4 separate regions of the Homo sapiens genome follow, and regions 1, 3 and 4 are each linked to region 2. Evidence: read pairs that join two places in POLR2A ChIA-PET (ENCODE). Cell type or tissue: HepG2. All regions are shown on one strand. Region 1 has its middle 43 kb from the start of LINC01754. Region 2 has its middle 3.0 kb from the start of ZMYND8. Region 3 has its middle 37 kb from the start of NCOA3. Region 4 has its middle 6.0 kb from the start of LINC01754.

Region 1 (5,000 bases), 95 kb before region 2:
CAGTGACTGCATGCCAACCTCTCTTGTTAGCACTTGACAAATATTAACCCATTTAATTTTTATCAATCTCAGGAAATACGTACAATTATTAAGCCTATTTTACAGATGAGGAAACAAAAGCATAGAGCGTTTAAATGACTCATCCAAGGTCTCACAGCGAGTAAGAGGTGGGGCCGGGATTTGAACGCAGGCAAACAGATTCCATGTCTACATTCTTCATGATGATTTTGACCACCTCCATATTATTTTGGTAATGCATCTCTGGCAGTTTACTGAGTATCAGATAACAGCGAATTGGGGGAAGGTTGGGGAAAGCAGTTAAGATCAGTGTTCATTCTGTGCCAACCTAAAGTATTCCTAGAAATAGCAGATAACTGAGGCCGGGCGCAGTGGCTCACACCTGTAACCCCAGCATTTTCGGAGGCTGAGGCGGGTGGATTACTTGAGGTCAGGAGTTGGAGACCAGCCTGGTCAACATAGTGAAACCCTCATCTTTACTAAAAATACAAAAATTAGCTGGGTGTGGTGGCCGGTGCCTGCAGTCCCAGCTACTCGGGAGGCTGAGGCAGGAGAATCACTGGAACCTGGGAGGCGGAGGTTGCAGTGAGCTGAGATCGCACCACTGCACTCCAGCCTGGGGGACTAAGCGAGACTCTGTCTCAAAAAAAAAAAAAAGAAAAGAAATAACAGAAAATTTACATTATGTGTCTCCCCTAGGAAAGCTATAATAAAATAGCCACCATTTAGGAAACTGCTGCTGTGAATAAGCTGCTGTGCTCACAGAAAAATACACTATGATAATCTCAGTTGCATCAATAAATATTCTATGTACCAGGCTCTATTCTAGATACTGAGGATACAGCCCTGAAAAGACCAACATGATTTAAACCCACGTGGAGCTTCTTGGGACCTACATTAACCACATAGTGGGGCAGAAGAGACGCTGCACACGTCTAGAGCTTATACCTTGAAAAACTTTGCAGCTTCCATTTTCACTCTTTTGGAACTCTGCCCCAAGACCACCACACCAGAAGAAACTCTGAAAGAAAACCCACAGAATGAGAGAGACTTAGCCACCTGGCTGTCCCGGCTGAGCCTTCAGCCACGTGCAGCTTCATGAGCAAACCCAGGTGAGACCAACAGAAGGGCCATGCAACCACCCAAAGACTCATAAGAAATAATAGGCCAGGCCCAGCGGCTGACGCCAGGAATCCCAGCACTTTTGGAGGCTGAGATGGGCAGATCCCTTGAGTCCAGGCCTGTAATCCCAGCACTTTGGCAGGTCGAGGCAGGCAGATCACTTGAGGTCAGGAGTTTAAGACCAGCCTGGCTAACAAGGTGAAAGCTCGTCTCTAATAAAAATACAAAAATTAGCCAGGCATGATGCTGCATGCCTGTTATCTCGGCTCCTTGGGAGGCTGAGGCAGGAAAGTCACTTGAACCTGGGAGGCGGAGGTTGCAGGGAGCTGAGATGGTGCCACTGCACTCCAGCCTGGGTGACAGAACAAGATGCCATCTCAGGGGTTGGGGGGAGATCCCTTGAATCCAGGAGTTGAAGACAGCCTGAGCAACATGGTGAAACCCCGCCTCTACAAAAAATTAGTCAGGCATGGTGGTACAGGCCTGTAGCCCCAGCTACTCGGGAGGCTAAGGTGGGAGGATCACTTGAGACTGGGAAGTGGAGGTTGCAGTGAGTTGAGATCACACCACTGCCCTCCAGCCTGGGTGACAGACACCCCATCTCAAAAAATAAATAAATAAATAGTGGACATTTATTGTATCAAACAAATTCCCAATACATCATTCAGTGTCCAACTTGGGGTGGGGGTGTGTTTTTTTGGGGGGAACCTAATTTATCTCAGATCATAGAGATTCAAACCAAGATCAGAAGAGCTGGTGGTTGGTTGTTGTTTCTGAAAACTCATAGCTAGACCCTCAAAAGTTAATAAATGCAACAGGATTTAAAACTCAGCTTTGTTTGTCTTGGTGTGTTACGAAAGAACACAAGAAAAAAATTGCATTTCACCACTCCTGTGGCTTAAGAAGAAAGCGACCAAACAAGTCAATTAACCTGTAAGTGAGGGCCCAGTCATGTGGTGGAGAGACTCTCCTGCCGCACACAATCACTTACAGAGGAGCGGAGTCAATAACAGCCAAAGATTTCACCTGATAATTGTCAAAATGTTTAAATACACCATTACAGTGTGCAAACAGGACTTTATCTTCAGCTCCAAGCACATCAAAACCACTGGTTTAATTCCAGCAGCTTATGCTTTCAAAGGAGTATTGAGTGAAGGCATACAGGGATGGGCTGAAATCCACACCTTCCCCCAGGCAGATCAACAAACCTTTTCGCTGGGCTGAGTCCAGCTTCTGAACTTTTGTACAAAATCTCTAACACCCACTGTCACAAAAAACTGAAGACCTGTCTTAGGACCAGGGATGGATCCAGGTTTTGTGGTACCTGAAGCTTAGACAATTTGGGGGAGCCTTCTTTAAAACAAATACAAAATTTAAGTACAAAATTAGGTATAAAAGTGAATGTTTAGGCCAGGTGTAGTGGCTCATGCCTATAATCCCAGAACTTTGGGAGGCCGAGGTGGAAAGACTGCTTGAGGCCAGGGGTTCGAGATTAGCCTGGGCAACATGTGAGACCCTGTCTCTACAAAAGATTTTTTAAAATTAGCCAGGTGTGGTGGCATGTGCCTATAGTCCTAGCTACTCGGGAGCTGAGGCAGGAGGATTGCTTGAGCCCAGAAGGTTGACACTGCAGGGAGCCGTGATTGCACCACTGCATTCCAGCTTGGGAGACAGAGCGAGTCCCTGTTTCCTGTTTCAAAAACATAAATAAAAAAGAAGAAGAAGAAAGAAAAGTAGAAGAAGAAGAAGGAAGAAGAAGGAGGAGGAGGAGAGGAAGAGGAGGAGGAGAAGGAAAAAGGTGAATATTTAAAGTGAGAACAGGGCCAGATGCAGTGGCTCACACCTGTCATCCCAGCACTTGGGGAGGCCGAAGCAGGCAGATAGCTTGAGCTCAGGAGTTCGAGACCAGCCTGGCCAACATGGTAAAACCCTGTCTCTACTAAAAATATACACACACAAAAAATTTAGCCAAGTGTGGCGGTGTGCACCTGTAGTCCCAGCTACTTATGGGGGGCTGCGGTGGGAGGATCACTTGAGCCCGGTAGGTTGAGGCTGCAGTGAGCCAAGATCATGCTACTGGACTCCAGCCTGAGTGACAAAGTGAGATCCTGTCTCAAAAAAATAAATAAAATAAAATGAGAAATCACAAAAAAGTCATGGGGCTGTGTTAGCCAGACTCCAAAATGCCCTCCAGTGATCCAATGATCCTTTGCCTCCTGGTGTGCCCACCTTGTGCAGTGCCCTCCTCTATTGCACCAGGGTGGTCTGTGTGACCCGTAAAATTAGGCAGAAGTGATGGTGCATCATGACAATACTGCTTCTGTCTTGGTTCTTTCTCTCTCTCTCTCTTTTTTTTTTTTTTTTTTTTTGAGATGGAGTCTCACTCTGTTGCCCAGACTGAAGTGCAGTGGCACCATCTTGGCTCACTGCAACCTCTACCTTCTAGGTTCAAGTGCTTCTCGTGCCTCAGCCTCCTGGGTAGCTGTGATTACAGCGTGCACCACCACACCTGGCTAATTTTTGTATTTTTAGTAGAGATGGGGTTCACCATGTTGGCCAGGGTGGTCTCAAACTCTTGACCTCCAGTGATCTGCTCGCTTCAGCCTCCCAAAGTGCTGGGATTACAGTTGTGAGCCACCACACCCAGCCCCTCTCTCTTTCTTAAAACTTCTCTCTTGGTTTCTCTCTCTCTCTCACTTAGTGAGGGAGCCAGCTTCCATGTCATGAGGGACTGAAACCTTCTGACCACAACCACATGAACAAGCTCAGAAACAAATCATCTGGCCCCAAAGAGGCTTCCAGCCTCTGCAGCCCAGCCAACAGCATGACTGTAAACAGGGCAGATACCCTGAGGCAGAACCACCCAGCAAAGCCACTCCTGGATTCCTGACCCACAGAAACTGTGAGATAAATGTTTTATTGGTTTAAGCTGCTAAATTTTGAAGCAATTTGTTACACAGCAATAGATAGCTAATACAGAGGCCTTCAGAGACTCATGTTCCTGTCTTCTGGGATGGTTTTAGGTCATTATTTATTTACTTACTTACTTATTTTTCTAGACGGGGTCTTGCTCTGTCTCCCAGGCTGGAATGCAGTGACTCAATCATGGCTCACTGCAGCCTCCTGAGCCTCCCGGGCTCAGGAGATCCTCCCACCCCAGTTTCCTGGGCAGCTGGGACTACAGGCGTGTGCCACTGAGCCCAGCTTTAAGTAATTTTCCAGAAGCGTTCACATACAAATGCTTTCTCTTTGCAGCCTGGATTCCATCCCCACTGAAAACTCCTTCCAATGCCCAGCACTACTGAATCTCTGCTTCCTAAAGGTGTGTGGAACACTGAGTAGGAACTCAAGCTATATTTGCTGAATACATGGATATACAAGAGCCTTGCAAGAGCAATATTTCATCCTTATTTTATAGATCAGGAAATGGAAACTCAGAGACATTAAGTAACTAGCTTAAGATCACACAGCTAGAGACCGACTAAGTCTTAATTCCTCAATGGAAAGTTTTTAGAACCTGTAGTGTCAATTTCTTTGATGCTTTCCATAGTACCAAGTACATACTAAATGCTTAATGCAGATTGACTGAAAGAGTTAATGGTGTGAGATGGGTGTGGTGGCTCACACCTGTAATCCCAGCACTTTGAGAGATTGGGTGGTTGGATGGCTTGAGCCTAGGAGTTCAAGAACAGCCTGGGCAACATACTAAGACCCCGTTTCTGCTAAATGATGTGGTGGCTTACGCTGCACCTATGGTCCCAGCTACTTGGGAGGCTGAGGTGGGAGGATCACTTAAGCCAGGTAGGTCAAGGCTGAGGTTAGCTGTGATCGTGCCACTCACCTCTAGCCTGAGTAACAGA
Region 2 (5,000 bases):
CAGTGAGCTGAGATGGCGCCACTGCACTCCAGCCTGGGCGACAGAGTGAGACTGTGTCTCAGAAAAAATAAAATAAAATAAATAAGTGGCTGGGCATGGTGGCTCACGCCTGTAATCCCAGCACTTTGGGAGGCCAAGGCAGGCGGATCACGAGGTCAGGAGATCGAGACCATCCTGGACAACATGGTGAAACCCCCGTCTCTACTAAAGACACAAAATATTAGCTGGGTGTGGTGGCATGTGCCTGTAATCCCAGCTCCTCAGGAGGCTGAGGCAGGAGAATTGCACGATCCTGGGATACGGAGGTTGCAGTGAGCTGAGATTGTGCCACTGCACTCTAGCCTGGGCGACAGAGTGAGACTTTGTCTCAAAAAAAAAAAAAAAAAAAGGGAGAGAAAAAAAAATAAAAGGATCACTGGCAGCCTGGGTGGTACAGTGTGTGTATGTGTGTGTGAGTGCATGTGTACAAGCGTTTGCAAGGGCGGAAGCAGAGAGCTCAGGTAAGATTCTTGCAACCATCCGGATGGGAGATGGTGTTCTACTGAGCTCTAATATATGTCAAGTGCTGTGTTCAACTCTTGAGGGCATGATGGTGAAGAATTCAGACAAGGTCCTTCCTTGCCTCGTGAAGTGCTCAGCCTGGTGCACAGTTTCTCAGCCTCTGCACTATTGACATTTGAGGCTGGCTAATTCTCCGCTGGGGGGTCTTGTCCTATGTGTTGTAGGATGTTTAGCAGCACTAGATGCCAGTAGCACTCCCCACTTCCCTGAAAGATCTTACAACCCAAAATGGAGACAACCCAAAATGTCCCTAGGCATTGCTAAATGTCCCCTTGCGGGGGCAAAACCACCGGTCCAGTGGGAGGGAGAAACAGAGCGAACGAATCTATAGTCTTCTGCCCATAAAAGTAATTGCTAGGAAGAAAAAAGAGTAGGGCCTGAGTTTTCCTGCTTTTCATTTTCCTTCTGCTCCTGCATCCCTTGCTCGGCGCCCCACCCGCGCTGTGGCCATCTGCCTGATGAGGGGCGACCATCCACCCCCTGCCCTTTCCACTAGCCCTTTTTGTTTTCCCTCCCGCCGTTTGCCTAATCCTGCCAGTCCCTCCTAGAAAGAGGTAAAAAAACAAAACAAAACCAAAAAACCCCACACCCCTCTCCTAGTAGGCATCTTCTCCAAGGGAGGGAGGCTCCTATCTGCCTCTTTGTGGCTGTAACATGACACAGTCAGCTCCGGGCTCTGAAGGTGAGCCCTTCTGTCACCGTGCCCGAAGTTGGCCTCGGTTCTAATTGGCCAGAAAGGAACAAAACAAAACAAGATATTTAAAACACTTCCCTGACTCAATCCTGTCCATTTCGCGTAACGGTCAGAGAGGCCTGCTGTAGCTGGAGGCCGATAACTGCAAGTGTGCTTATTTTTGTAGGCAGCCGAACAGGCTATCTCGGGATGCAGCTTGTGGGGCCGCTCCTGCTGCTGCTCGCCTGGCTGGAGGCCAGCGGAACGGGCGAGCCATTTCAGGGAGGCCAGGCCTCAGCTCGTAAGGTGCTGGGGGAAGGGAGCTGGGGCCAGCCTTTCCTCTCCCTCGAGACCAGTGTTGTTACTGTGACACTCTGCCTGGCTCCCCACAGCCTGATTCTGTACCCCAATCCTCTCTGTACCCTGGGAATATTAAGAGAGACACGTTTTAATCTATTTTTATTAGCTCATTGCTTATTAATATCACCAAAGAACCTGCTTGTTTAGGCCTGTGCTGGCTTTTCTAGCCAGAGGCAGAATGATTGGACTGTTTTCTTCCCTTTCCTTAAAGGGCTTAAAGCCAGGGTTTCCCAACCTTGGACATTTTGGATCAGATACTTCCTTGTTGTGGCGGGGCTGGTCTTGTGTACTTATAGGATGTTTTGCATCATCCTTGGCCTCTACCCACTGGATACCGGTAATACAACCTCCCTAACTGTGACAACCCACACGTCTCCAAGCATTGCCAAATGCCCCCTGAAGGGCAAATCCCCCCATGGTTGAACCACTGGTTTCAGGGAATATAAAAGCCTAATTTTAGAGATGGCAAAGTGTTCCCCCTTGACATCTTGCATCTTGCTGGAGGTTGGGAGGGAGAGGGTCGCTTCCTCTGGGCCTCAATCTGTAATGAGGGGCATTTGAATGAGTCTAATCTAAAAGTTTCCTTCAGCGCCATCATTCAATACTGAAAACCCACCTCAAAAGGGTGGGTCTTCAGGTTGCAGCATTGAGTTGTGATGATGCCACTGCACTCAAGCCTGGGCGACAGAGCGAGACACTGTATCAAAAAACAAAAAAGCAAAAAACTGGTCTACCTCCTAAAAGAAAACACAGATTATGCAGTTGCTGTTCGTAGGTTTCAGCCTCATTGTTTCTGCTGTGCTTGGTTCGGCTTTGCTTTTGCTTCTTTCTTTAGAGCCAGGAGAAGGTACAGAGTTTAGGGATGTGAAGTGCTAACGGGGTGGACATCTGATCTCTGGCACTTCCCAGCTGTGTGACCTTGGGCAGCTCACTTCACCTCTCTGGGCTTAGTTCCAGGTTTCTAACAATGCCACCTACTTCAGGAATCAGTCTATGTAAAGCACTAATTTAGAAGTAACTGCTGGGATACTCACTGCAGTGGGGCTTTAAGAGGAGCTGCTGAATGGATTTCTAGATTGAGACCTGCAACATTTGGTTTTATTTCCTGCTTATCAGCCACATTCCATGAAGCCCAGGACCAGCCCTTCGTAGGCCTGCCCCAGGCTTTCTTTTCAATCTGTGTTCCTCCCAGGATTCCATCTGCCACCATACTTTTGTGTCTGTCCCCAGCCGAATTGCTGTTTTCCAGATAACCTCAGACCTACCCGAATGCCAACAGCATTCCTCAAACAGAGCAGAGCTGCCAGAATAAGCCAGCAGCTTCCTGCTCTTTGCCCCAGAAAACATTTCAAGTGATCAAGTGATCAGAGAGAGGGAGGGAGGCGGGGAGGATGCTGTAGCTGCTTATGCAACAAGCTTTAATCCCAGGTTAAAATCCACCACGCACACCAGCGGCATATTTTATTTCCTCATTGGTTCGTGGACTTAGCTGCATGGGAGATCTGCCACCAACCCCACAGTCCTGTTTGTTCCCCTCAAAGCAGCACCCGCAGAAACAAACAGCATTCCATATGGGATGGCGGTGGAGGGCCGCTGCCCACACAGCTAGGAGGGTGAGCACGCACTGCTTCACTGTGGCCTCCACCTCTCGCCTCCTCCCATTTAGTCTCCCCATGCAGCTTTCTACCTCCAGGAAGAGCAGGCCCCTCCCTTTTGGTGAGGCCCAGGCCTGCTGTCCTGAGCCCTGGAGCTTTGTCAGGTTGGGTGGCCATGGAGCTGTCCCTCCCTGCAGCTTGGCCTCAGCAGCCTAAAACAGTAACAACAGCAACATCCTGTCCGTTTTTATAAAGCCTGGGTCCTGCCCTGCCGTACAGTGAGTTTCGATTCCCAGCTCGTTCCTGAGCCTGTTTGATATGAGATTCCCGGCCAGGAAGAATTTATGTACAAGCAGTGGGCATCTGTTGTCCATGTGGGGGTTGGGGGGGGGCAGGGAAAGCAAGCCATCAGCTCTTCGTTTTCTTTGTGGGAACCGTGTGGGACAAGAAAGCCCACAAGTCCTAATTTTAGGAGGAGAGGGGAGACTTTATTGCTCCGGAGTTATGCCTCCTGGCATATGGCTGCGTTAACTCTGGACGCTTTCTCCAGCCTCTAAAGAATGGTGTTTATTTAGCTTCTGTGGTTCCAGGTTGCTGTTTTAAAAAATCCTGTTAATTAAGCACCTTGTCATTTAAAATGCCGAAGAAGGAAAGAGAGCGAGAAAGCTGGGGACATTTTACGGTCCTTTTCTATCTCTGGGTACAGACCAACTGCGAAGGCAGCTTTAGGGAGGAGACCAGCAAAGACCTCCTAACGCAATTGAAGTGGGTAGAATTGTAAGCAGCTCTGAACAACCAGTTAATATTTTACTGGGGAGCGGTGCCAGAGATGGGGGGGTGGGGGGGCTGCCAAATGGAGGGCTGTGTGTGAAATCGCTGCTCCATCTGCCTTGGGGGACGAAAAGAAGCCGTTCTCTGTGCAAATAAATGGAAGCAAGAATCCTTAGGAAGCCCAGGGGATTTGTCTGCCCACCGAGGAGGGCCCAACTCCCCCAGGCACACACATACAGGGATGATTGTGGCAGGAAGGGCTGACCTACGGGGGTAGGCCTGACGCATAATGGGGGCTCTTGTTTCCGGGCTGAGCGTGCCATCTTTCTGTCTCCCTCTGGATTGAAATGGCTTCTCAGCCCGAGAGGCACTGCCTGTGCCCTGGATTCACAAGGTACACGCCTCCCTGGGAAGCAAAGGCTGAGAGACAGCGGCTCTCTCTCTCTCTTTCTGCATCTGCCGGGAGAGCTGCAGCTGGTATTTTTCCACAGGCCTTCGCTGCGATCTCAAGGCCTAGTTTTTCCCAGCCAGGCCCCGAGTCCGAGAGAGGGTTAACAGGCAGGAAGCCGAAGGCATCGCAGGCTAATACGGAAGTCAGATTTGTGTTTAACTGACAGGTTTAGCAGGTCTCGGCCGCGGGGGAGGGGCCGGGAGGGAAGGGAAGTTTGTAGATCCAGGCATGTGGCCTGCGAGGAGGGCTTTGGGTTTTTCTTAGGGTAAGGACCGAGAGGGGTCCCCCTTGGCATCGTGGCAGGGCGACAGGAACCCACGTTGATTTTGCCTGCAGGACTGGCTAAGCAGGGCGCGAGAGGCCCACGGCTCCCTGGCCTGCCTTGCAAGGAGGCATGGGGACAATGACTATGCAAACTTGACCACTCTGCTCCCCTCCTCCCCTCAGCAGCTACTCCTCGCTCCTCTGAGAAGCCAGGGCTGCTCTCTGCTGATTTTTCGGGGCTCCCCCGGGCTGCCTGCTTCCCCCAGCTTCTCAGAGGCCTGCCTCAAGCCCCTTTTTCTGGCCCCTTGGCTGTTTCCCCGGGACT
Region 3 (5,000 bases), 110 kb before region 2:
GGAGAATTGCTTGAACTTGGGAGGCGGAGGTTGCAGTGAGCCGAGACCGAGCCATTGCACTCTAGCCTGGGTGACAGAGTGAGACTCCATCTCAAAAAAAAAAAAAAAACCCCACAAAAATCAATTAGCTGGGTAGCTGGGTGTGCGCCCATGGTCCCAGCTACTTGAGAGGCTGAGGCAGGAGGATCACCTGAGGCCGGGAAGTTGAGGCTGCAGTGAGCCGTGATTCCATCACTCAATGCCAGCCTGGGTGACAGTGAGACCCTGCCTCAATCAATCAATCAAAGAAAATATTCCTCCAGCACCAGTTTTCATGCAAGGGAATTTTTGTTCAGTTTGGTTCAGCCAAATAAAGTCCAGGATAGAACCTGGGTCTATCAGAGTTCCCCAAATTTCAGTGACTCATGTAACGCCTTTGAGATTTTTGCCATCGCCACAAATCACCTTTTTTTTTTTTTGAGACAGCGTCTCGCTCTGTCACCCAGGCTGGAATGCAGTGGTGCAGCTGTTACAGTAGGTAGCTAGTCAGACATGAACAGAGCAAGAGAGAGTTCCCCCACAACACACACACACCAGGAATGTCAGGTGACCAGAGGTGACCATCAGGTGATGCTCAGGCGGTTGTTAACTATCTCTCTAAAATAATGATTGGTCTCAGCCGACTCCAGGGAAAGGCAGTCTCCCAATAAGCAGAAAAAAAACAACAACCTGAAACTGGTGATCAGCAGCTTCCCAGTAAGATCTCAGGACTGGGTAAATGGGCTCAAGCATGGGAATTAAGAGGCAAAATGGCAAAGTTTAACTGATGACCGTCTAGGGACATTCAACTGGTAAGGGAAGAATGCCTCAAGTGAGCACGTACACAACTCCAATAAACACATTGCACGTGCAGACAGCCCATCCCCAGTGAAAAATCACGGGAGAAGGAACTCAAGACCCCGGAAGTATGTCAGCATATGAAACACAAATCACAGGTAAAACAGAGCGCTTGATTTCTCAAGTCGCCCGCCTGACCCTCTTCCAACATAGAAAGGCCCTGTTTCTACAAAAAATTTAAAAAATTAGTTAGACGTGGTGGTGCACACCACTAATCTCAGCTACTTGGGAAGCTGAGGTGGGAGGATCACTTGAACCCAGAGTTTGAGGCCACAGTGAGCTATGTATTCCAGCCTGGGCAACAGAGCAAAAGACCTATCTCAAAAAAAAAAAAAAAAAAAAAAAAAAGAAATGGTTTGACCAGTTAGAATTTTTCATTCCTTCTGGGTACAGTGATTGGTTCAAGAATGGGGTTGTGATCCAAGCCAAGTCTTTGAGGCTCAGTTCTTAAACTTTTGTTGCAACAGTTGCCTAAAAGATTCCTCTGGAATTGCTAACTTGGTAGGAAGTAAGTCTGTAGTTGCTGGAGCCACCACTCGGTAAGATTCTGCCTGAGAATAAAGCGGAGATGAGCAATAAAAACAGAGACCAAATAATTATGACCTTGTTGCTCAGATCCAGCCATGCCTGAAGCTGGGAAACTCTGAACTTTTGAGTTGTGCCAGCCAATACATTTCTCCCTAACATCTTTTTTCTTTTTGGTTTTTTGTTACTTGCAATTGACTGATAAATATACCACCACAAATGGCAGGATACATAGCAGACATTATTGTTGGCCTACTCAAAAACTTTTCTTCCTTTTTAAATGAGAATTCTGGTTGGGACCAGATGTCCACCCCTCTCCTGCTGGCCATGTGCTTCCAGGGAGATGGATCCCAGTCCCAACCCCAGCCTGAGGAATACATATGAACCAATCACGGTGATCCAGACCACTTGTCAGTGGTTGGTTTAGGCTTATCACGTGATGCCCTCTAGCCAATAAGACAAGAAAAAAACTCCGCTGCACGCTGGGAAAGGTTTTTCTCATTAACAGAAACGTGTTGTTATGACTTGAATGTCTGAAATTGTGGGCATTATCGTGGCATCACGAGTGAGAATATCTAACACACTAAGAGAGGCAGAGAAAGAATTTAGGTTCTGACAATATTTGAGCCCCTGAGAACTATCTATACCTATGGATCCTTGACAACTTGAAAGAGTTGCTCTCTTGGTGGCAAAGTTACTGTAGTAACTGAAGCCTCCCAAACCGACACCACCACACAGGAGAAAAGCATATGCTCAGGGCTTTCTCTTGAAAGGGAAGAAACTGCTTCCCTTCCGGAGTCCCAGATAAAACCTTGGATCTCATTGCCTCTCACTCAGTGATGTGTTCATCTGCGAACCCTAACAAGAAGACCAGGGAGGCCGGGCGTGGTGGCTCACGCCTATAGTCCCAGCACTTTGGGAGGCCAAGGCGGGCGGATCAACTGAGGTCAGGAGTTTGAGACCAGCCTGACCAACATGGTGAAAGCCTGTCTCTACTAAAAAAATACAAAAAATTAGCCTGGCGTGGTGGCATGTGCCTGTAATCCCAGCTACTCAGGAGGCTGAAGCAGGAGAATCACTTGAACCTAGGAGGCAGAGGTTGCAGTGAGCCGAGATTGTGCCACTCCAACCTGGGTGACAGAGTGGGAAGGCCAGGGTAAAGAAAAGACTTTGATTGATGTAAGCCAATCAGGACCCAACTCTGGAGCATGGGGCAAAGTAAATCTTATTCCAAAACACATGGAATTAGAGTGTGAAAGTTGGTGTTCTGTGGTTCCATTAATGGTGTCCTGGAAAGATTACAAAAGAACACTTACATTCTCTTCCAACCCAGGAAGTCATAGGACTTTGGGGGCGGGGGTGGAAGGAGAGAGAAAGAAACATGTCATTTGCTCAACATGGTACTTAGCATTATCGAAGATTAAGAAAATGTGTAGCACATGATCCCTGCTCTCAGAGAATTTACAAGTGAGATTAACTGCCCCTTAATATATCAGTTTGGGAGACCTGCCCTTCAAAGACTATATTTTTTTTGTTGAATACTCTATTAGAGTAACGCTAGCCACTGTAACAAATAACGCTCACATTTCAGAGGCTTGCATAATAGAAGTTTATCTCCTCTAGCGCTGCATTGCCAGTTGACTGACAGCTTTCCTCCATCCCTGGGGCCTCATCGTTGATGTCTGCATCCAGTGGTGGCAGGGGAAGGAGAATGGAAAAGGCGCACATGTTTCTCAACTGCTTTGTGCAGAGCTAATACACATTGCTTTTGCTCACATTCTATTTGCAGAATGAATCACAGGCTGTACCCAGATGCAAAGGGGATTGGGAAATATTGTCCCTGGCTGCTTTCCAATGACAACTCTATATCCTAAGGATAACTAGCCGTCTCCGTCACTCAAATATTGCCTGTAGTAATGGCAAATGCCCACAAGGATGCAGAAATGCCTTGATCGTGTTTAAGCAATTTAAATCATATACCAAAATTTCTCACTCTCAGCCCGATTGACATTTCCGGCCAGATAATTGTTTTGGGGTAATCCTGTGCATTGTAAGATTCAGTTTAGCAGCATCTCTGGCCTCTACCCACTAAATGCCAGTAGCACCCCCACCACCAGTTGTGACAATCAAAAACCTCTCCAGACAGTGCCAAACATCCCCTAGGACACAGAACATTTCCATCCCCCAGAAAGTTCCCTCTTGCCCCTTCCCAAAACAAGATAACCACTATCCTGACCTTTATCACCCTTAGTTTTCTCTATTCTTAGACTCCACATAAATGGAATCATACAGAATGAACTCTTTTTTTTCTTTTTTGAAACAGAGTCTCGCTCTGTCACCCAGGCTGGAGTGCAGAGGCATGATCTTGGCTCACTGCAACCTCCGCCTCCCTTGTTCAAGGGATTCTCCTGCCTCAGCCTCCCAAGTAGCTGGGATTACAGGTGTCCGCCACCACGCCTGGCTAATTTTTTTATTTTTTGTAGGAACATGGTCTCACCATGTTGGCCAGGCTGGTCTCAAACCCCTGACCTCAAATGATCCACCTGCCTCAGCTTCCCAAAGTGCTGGGATGACAGGCGTGAGCCACTGCATCCGGCATGAACTCATGTATCTGGCTTCTTTCACTCAAATAATGCTTTTCAGATTGAGTCACGCTGGATGCCCCAGTAATTCTTTCCTGGCTGTTGTTGAGTAGAATTCCATTTTGGGACCATACCATCATTTGTTTACCCTCTTGTTGTCGGGCACTTGGTTGTTTCCAGTTTGGACTATTATGAAACAAGCTTCTATGAACATTCTGGAACAAATTTTTTTTTCTTTTTTTTTGAGATGGAATCTTGCCCTGTTGCCCAGGCTGGAGTGCAATGGCAAGATCTCAGCTCACTGCAACCTCCACCTCCTGGGTTCAAGCGATTCTCTTACCTCAGCCTCCTGAGTAGCTGGGACTACAGGCGCGCACCACCACGCCCAGCTAATTTTTTTCCTCAGGTGATCCGCCCTCCTCAGCCTCCCAAAGTGCTAGGATTACAGGCATGAGCCACCACACCTGGCCTGGAACAAGTATTTTTATGGACATGGGCACACATTTCTCTTAATCCAAGAGTGGAATTACTGGGTCAGCAGTAGGTAAATGTCAAACTTTATTAGGTATTATAGTTAACCTATATTATTTTTAAGTTGTATTTATTTATTTATTTATTTTTATTTTTTATTTTTTGAGACGGAGTTTCGCTCTTGTTGCCTAGGCGGGAGTGCAATGGTGCAATCTCGGCTCACTGCAACCTCCGCCTCCTGGGTTCAAGCAATTCTCCTGACTCAGCCTCCTGAGTAGCTGGGATTACAGGCATGCGCCACCACGCCTGGCTAGCATTTATTTATTTTTTAGAGAGTCTTGCTGTGTTGCCCAGGATGGTCTCAAACTCCTGGCCTCAAGCGATCTGCCTGCCTCAGCCTCCCAAGGTGCTAGGATTATGAGCATGATCCACCACACCCAGCCTTCTCCTTGTACCCTTTCCTTCACCCTTCTTCAGAGGTAACCACTCTGAGCCTTTCTGCTCTGTCCTTCTAGAACATTCTTTCTATTTAGGCAGCTAGTTTAT
Region 4 (5,000 bases), 58 kb before region 2:
AGCTCACTCCACTGCATTCTAGCCTGGGCAACAGAGTGAGACTCTGTCTTTAAAAATAATAACAATAATGAAATGGGGGTTTTGCCGTGTTGCCCAGGCTGGTCTCGAACTCCTGGGCTCAAGTGATTTTCCCACATCAGCCTCCCAAAATGCTGGGATTACAGGCATGAGCCATTGCTCTCCCAGCCCTGAGATCCTATTTCTAGTCCCTCTGTGCAGGGAGGGAGTGCTCAGAGCAGTGGAGCAGGAGGGACAGGGAAGATGGGGATGCTGGAAATCATTCCTCCTCCTCTCTGCTTGCCCTTCCGTGAACTCCTTCCCTCTCCTAGGCCCCTCTACTTGAGCATCTTAATCTGATTCTACAGAGTAATGTAGTTAGGGGCATCCCTCTCTTCCTGCCCCAGGTCTCCCAGCACACATCTTTCCTGAAATTGACAGAAGGAAGCAAGAGCCCATCTGTGACACAGGGCAGCCATGCACAGTGCAGGCTCTATGCAGACAAGCAAAGTCATCTGGTTTGAAGTGGCCTTCTTGATCAGGAACCACCCCTTCCCTACATCTCATAACGTAAGGGGACATTTTAACCCGCGTGTAAGATGCTGGTTAACTCACGTTTGGGAAACCCAGTTTGCTGCTGTGTTCCCAGCTGCGCCTGGAACAGCCCCTCTCTTCAGGTGATGACAGACAGTGTAGTTTGGTTTTATGGCTCTAGTCTAAGAACTGCTTAAATTGATGCCTGCTTTCACCCCAGCACCGCCTTCCTTTTGAGCCCCTACTACGTGGGGACAATTTGCATATTAAGAAAGAGGTAGTCCGGGCACAGCAGCTTACGCCTGTAATCCTACCACTTTGGGAGGCAGAGGCAGGAGGATTGATTGAGGCCAGGAGTTCAAGACCAGCCTGGACAACATAGTGAGACCCCTGTCTCTATTAAAAATTTGAAAATTAGCCAGTTGTGGTCAGGCGCGGTGGCTCACGCCTGCAATCCCAGCACTTTGGGAGGCCGAGGCAGGCGGATCACCTGAGGTCAGGAGTTCGACACCAGCCTGGTCAACATGATGAAACCCCGTCTCTACTTAAAATATTTTTTTAAAAAATGCCAGGCGCTGTGGCTCAACGCCTGTAATCTCAACACTTTGGGAGGCTGAGGTGGATGGATCACGAGGTCAGGAGTTCGAGACCAGCCTGGCCAATATGGTGAAACCCCCTCTCTGCTAAAAACACAAGAATTAGCTGGGCATGGTGGCTCGCGCCTGTAGTCCCAGCTACTTGGGAGGCTGAGGCAGAAGAATCGCTTGAACCCAGGAGGGGGAGGTTGTAGTGAGCCAAGATCGTACCACTGCATTTCAGCCTGGGTGACAGAGAGAAACTCCATCTCAAAAAAAAAAAAAAAAAATTAGCCAGGCGTGGTGGCAGGCATCTGTAATCCCAGCTACTTGGGAGGCTGAGGCAGGAGAATCACTTGAACCCGGGAGGCAGAGGTTGCAGTGACCCGAGATCGTGCCATTGCACTCCAGCCCGGGTGACAGAGCGAGACCCAGTCTCAAAAAAAAAAAAAAAAAAAAAAAAATTAGCCAGTTGTGGTGGCTGGCACATGCCTGTGGTCCCAGCTACTCGGGAGGCTGAGGGGAGGATTGTTTGAGCCCAGGAGGTCGAGGCTGCAGTGAGCCATGATCACACAACTGCACTCCAGCCTGGGTGACAGAGCGAGATCCTAGCTCAAAAAAATAAATAAATAAAAAATAAATAAATAAATAAAAAAGGAAGGAAGGAAAGGAGGGAGGGAGGGAGGGAGGAAGGAAGCCGCTAGCATTTAACAGTGCAGGGGCTGAGGGCAGGCTGGCCAATGAGAAAGTTATCTGTGAAGAAAGAAGGGAGGGAGAGATTCTTGGTCCTGTCTGATGGTCTCAGGGCTAAGGGAGGGAGGATGCTGGGAATTATATGGAAAGAACATCTTGAATTGGAAACATTTTATTTCCTGGATTTTCACATCAAGGGTGCATTACAAAAAAAAAAAAGTGGATGATTATTCTTGCTGTTATAAGAACCGGAGTTCACAATAAAATGAGGCCAAACTGCCTCTTTAACCTCCATGAATACTGTTGTCAATAACTGTGGAGATTTTTTTTGCTTTTCCGAATCACTGTAACTTTCCTTTCCTGGGGGCACGAAATGATGACTGTTGAGGCAATGCAGTGAGTGGTAATGTACATTGCAATGTTACTGTGCCAGAAGCATAAAGGATTTGATTTTTCCTTGGAAAGGTAGTAATTATTGTAGCATGAATCATCATTTTCTCTAACTTTTGCCTAATATTTTGGGAGGCTATTTCGTACTTTTCCAAATGTTTGCATTCATTTTCCTATTTGATCCCTACTGCAAGTAGGGAGAAATCTTTGCCTTAGTGTAATATTCTTTGACCTTAGCTCTAGACAAAAGCACTATCCTACCAACCAGTGCATTTAACAAAGATCAGCGAGCATTAAACAAAGACCAGCCGGCACCTTATATGATTCAGGGTCACGACCCTCATAGTGCCTTGGCTTTACTTCAAAGGGATCTGTACTTTGGAAGAAAAGTCAACTACCTAGACTTCTGTTCCTCCTTTGACCCAATAAGTTTCTCCCTTCTGCCCAAAGCCAAGCCTTGTCTTGCCTTCCTTTCTTTCTCTCCTTCCTTCCTTCCTTCCTTCCCTCCTTCCTTTCTTCCCTCCCTCCCTCCTTCCTTCCTTCTCTTTCTTTTCTTTTTAACAGGGTCTTGCTCTGTCACCCAGGCTTAGAATGCAGTGGCGCAATCTAAGCTCACTGAAGCCTCAACCTCCCGGGTTCAAGCAATCCTCCCACCTCAGCCACCCAAGTAGTTGGAACCACGGGCACACACCACCACGCAGCTAATTTTTTGTATTTTTTGTAGAGATGGAGTTTCACCATGTTGCTCAGGCTGGTCTCGAAATCCTGAGCTCAAGATCCTCCTGCCTCAGCCTCCCAAACTGCTGGGATTACAGGCATGAGCCACCATACCTGGCTGTTCTGATTTCTTGGGGCTAATTGTCAGTGCTCTTTGACCTCTGACCAGAGGAACTTTTCAAACCCCTCTCTGGCAGTGTTGTGCTGATAAAGAGGCTCTCCAAGGGAAAAACAAACAAACAAAACAGCCCTGGTTTGCAGCATTTGCCCATTTCTGTGGTGTAAATACTTCCACCATGGCTAATTTCAAGCTACCTACAGTGTACAACTGACTTAAGATTCCTGACTTTTTAGGAAGTGGCTCTCCGGAGCAGGGACAAGCCTATTTCGGCATTCTACTGCCTATGTCTGAAGCACAAGCAAGGTTATTCTCTACATTCTTTCTTTTTTTTTTTAGAGACAGGGTTTCACTGCAGCCTCAAACTCCTGGATTCAAGCAATCCTCCCACCTCAGGCTTCCAAGTAGCTGGGACTACAGGACCACTACACCTGGCTAGTTTATTTATTTTTTGTAGAGATGGGGTCTCACTGTGTTGCTCAAGCTGGCCTCAAACTCCTGGGCTCGAGGGATCCTCCCACCTCAGCCTCCCAAAGTGCAATTTCTTATTAATAGGCAGCTGTGCCACTTCTAATCTTTTGCCTGCTCTACCAAAGCTGTGAAAAATAACCTTGCTGTCACAGTGAAAAGTGGGTGAAGGGTGCTCCAGGCAGAGGGGAGGATATGAACAGAGGCTTGCCGTGGACACCTGTTGTTTTTGCCTGCCTGCGGCTATTTCCCTTCTTGATTGCCAGTGTTCATGTTTCAGATGGGGCAGATTCCCCCACCAGTGCTGGTGGGAGGGTGTGAGGCACAAGACCCAAGGCTGACTGATCAGTGAAGCCTACCCTACTGATCACAGCGATTGGTTCAGGGATGGTTGTGTCACGCCAGCTGATTCAATGAGCCTTATCCACAGGGCCTTCTTCTTTTTTTTTTTTTTGAGACAGAATAGTCTCGCCCTGCAGCCCAGGCTGGAGTGCAGTGGCGCAGTCTCAGCTCACTGCAACCTCTGCCTCCTGGGTTCAAGCGATTCTCCTGCCTCAGCCTCCCAAGTAGCTGGGACTACAAGTTTGCACCACCACACCCAGCTAATTTTTGTGTTTTTAGTAGAGACAGGGTTTCACCATGTTGGCCAGATGGTCTCAATCTCTTGACCTCGTGATCCGCCCAACTTGGCCTCCCAAAGTGTTGGGATTACAGGCATGAGCCATTGCACCTGGCCCACAGGACCTTTTTCTAGAGCAATAAAGAGGAAATGAGAGTCCTCTTTCCACCTGGATGGCTAATTAGGCTGCAACCTTAGGACCATCCTTCCATCCCTTTGGGAGAGACTGAGAATGAAGATAATGCAGTGGAGACTAGGGGCAGCCAAGGGAGACTAGAGCCATCTATGTCTGAATCCACCTTCTTGGGTCCGTCCTTTCTTTCTTTCTTTTCTTTTCTTTTCTTTCCTTTTCTTTTCTTTCTTTCTTTCTTTCTTTCTTTCTTTCTTTCTTTCTTTCTTTCCTTCCTTCCTTCCTCCTTCCTCCTTCCTCCTTCCTCCTTCCTCCTTCATTCCTTCCTTCCTCCCTCCCTTCCTTCCTCCCTTCCTTCCTTCCTTTCACAGAGTTTCACTCTTGTTGCCCAGGCTGGAGTGCAATGGCGCGATCTCGGCTCACCGCAACCTCCGCCTCCCAGGTTCAAGCAATTCTCCTGCCTCAGTCTCCCGAGTAGCTGGGATTACAGACGCACACCACCATGCCTGGCTAATTTTTGTATTTTTAGTAGAGACGGGGGTTTCACCATGTTAGCCAGGCTGGTCTCGAACCTGACCTCAGGTGATCCGCCCACCTCAGCCTCCCAAAGTGCTGGGATTACAGGCGTGAGCCACCACGCCCGGCCTTCTTGGGACTTTTCGGTTGTATGAGCCTAATACACTCTAAAGGCTTAGTCCAGTTCGAGTTGGGTTTCTGTCACTTGAAACTGAAAGAGTTCTGACTAACCCAGTCCGAGGC

What was found. ChIA-PET counts read pairs that join two places held together with the same protein. Peaks named below come from ENCODE experiments on the same cell type or tissue, not always from the same donor. Only the 100,000 strongest peaks of a DNase experiment are listed, where the experiment ranks them.
Region 1: POLR2A ChIA-PET joins it to region 2 with 34 read pairs; 7 of 35 experiments call an interaction of 5 or more read pairs at or near these places.
Region 3: POLR2A ChIA-PET joins it to region 2 with 10 read pairs; 9 of 35 experiments call an interaction of 5 or more read pairs at or near these places.
Region 4: POLR2A ChIA-PET joins it to region 2 with 15 read pairs; 11 of 35 experiments call an interaction of 5 or more read pairs at or near these places.

Annotation. Positions count from the first base shown.
Region 1 is chr20:47,452,539-47,457,538 of GRCh38, reverse strand. No RefSeq gene overlaps it. Among named protein-coding and RNA genes, the nearest start is that of LINC01754, 43 kb to the right of the region's middle. RefSeq lists an enhancer at 3,482-3,691 and silencers at 3,908-4,108, 4,187-4,387. In HepG2, no CTCF peak of the experiment used is centred here; DNase peaks (open chromatin) are centred at 2,158, 2,758 and 4,238; H3K4me3 peaks cover 628 bases.
Region 2 is chr20:47,357,207-47,362,206 of GRCh38, reverse strand. No RefSeq gene overlaps it. Among named protein-coding and RNA genes, the nearest start is that of ZMYND8, 3.0 kb to the right of the region's middle. RefSeq lists enhancers at 1,128-1,422, 1,293-1,442, 2,788-3,082, 2,647-3,254, 3,255-3,862 and 2 more and cis regulatory regions at 1,030-1,685, 3,188-3,401. In HepG2, no CTCF peak of the experiment used is centred here; DNase peaks (open chromatin) are centred at 1,316, 2,906, 3,236, 4,456 and 2 weaker places; H3K4me3 peaks cover 4,163 bases.
Region 3 is chr20:47,462,789-47,467,788 of GRCh38, reverse strand. No RefSeq gene overlaps it. Among named protein-coding and RNA genes, the nearest start is that of NCOA3, 37 kb to the left of the region's middle. RefSeq lists a silencer at 3,030-3,324. In HepG2, a CTCF peak has its summit at 3,327; a DNase peak (open chromatin) is centred at 3,108.
Region 4 is chr20:47,415,595-47,420,594 of GRCh38, reverse strand. No RefSeq gene overlaps it. Among named protein-coding and RNA genes, the nearest start is that of LINC01754, 6.0 kb to the right of the region's middle. RefSeq lists an enhancer at 4,041-4,540 and a silencer at 4,767-4,816. In HepG2, no CTCF peak of the experiment used is centred here; DNase peaks (open chromatin) are centred at 2,504 and 3,104.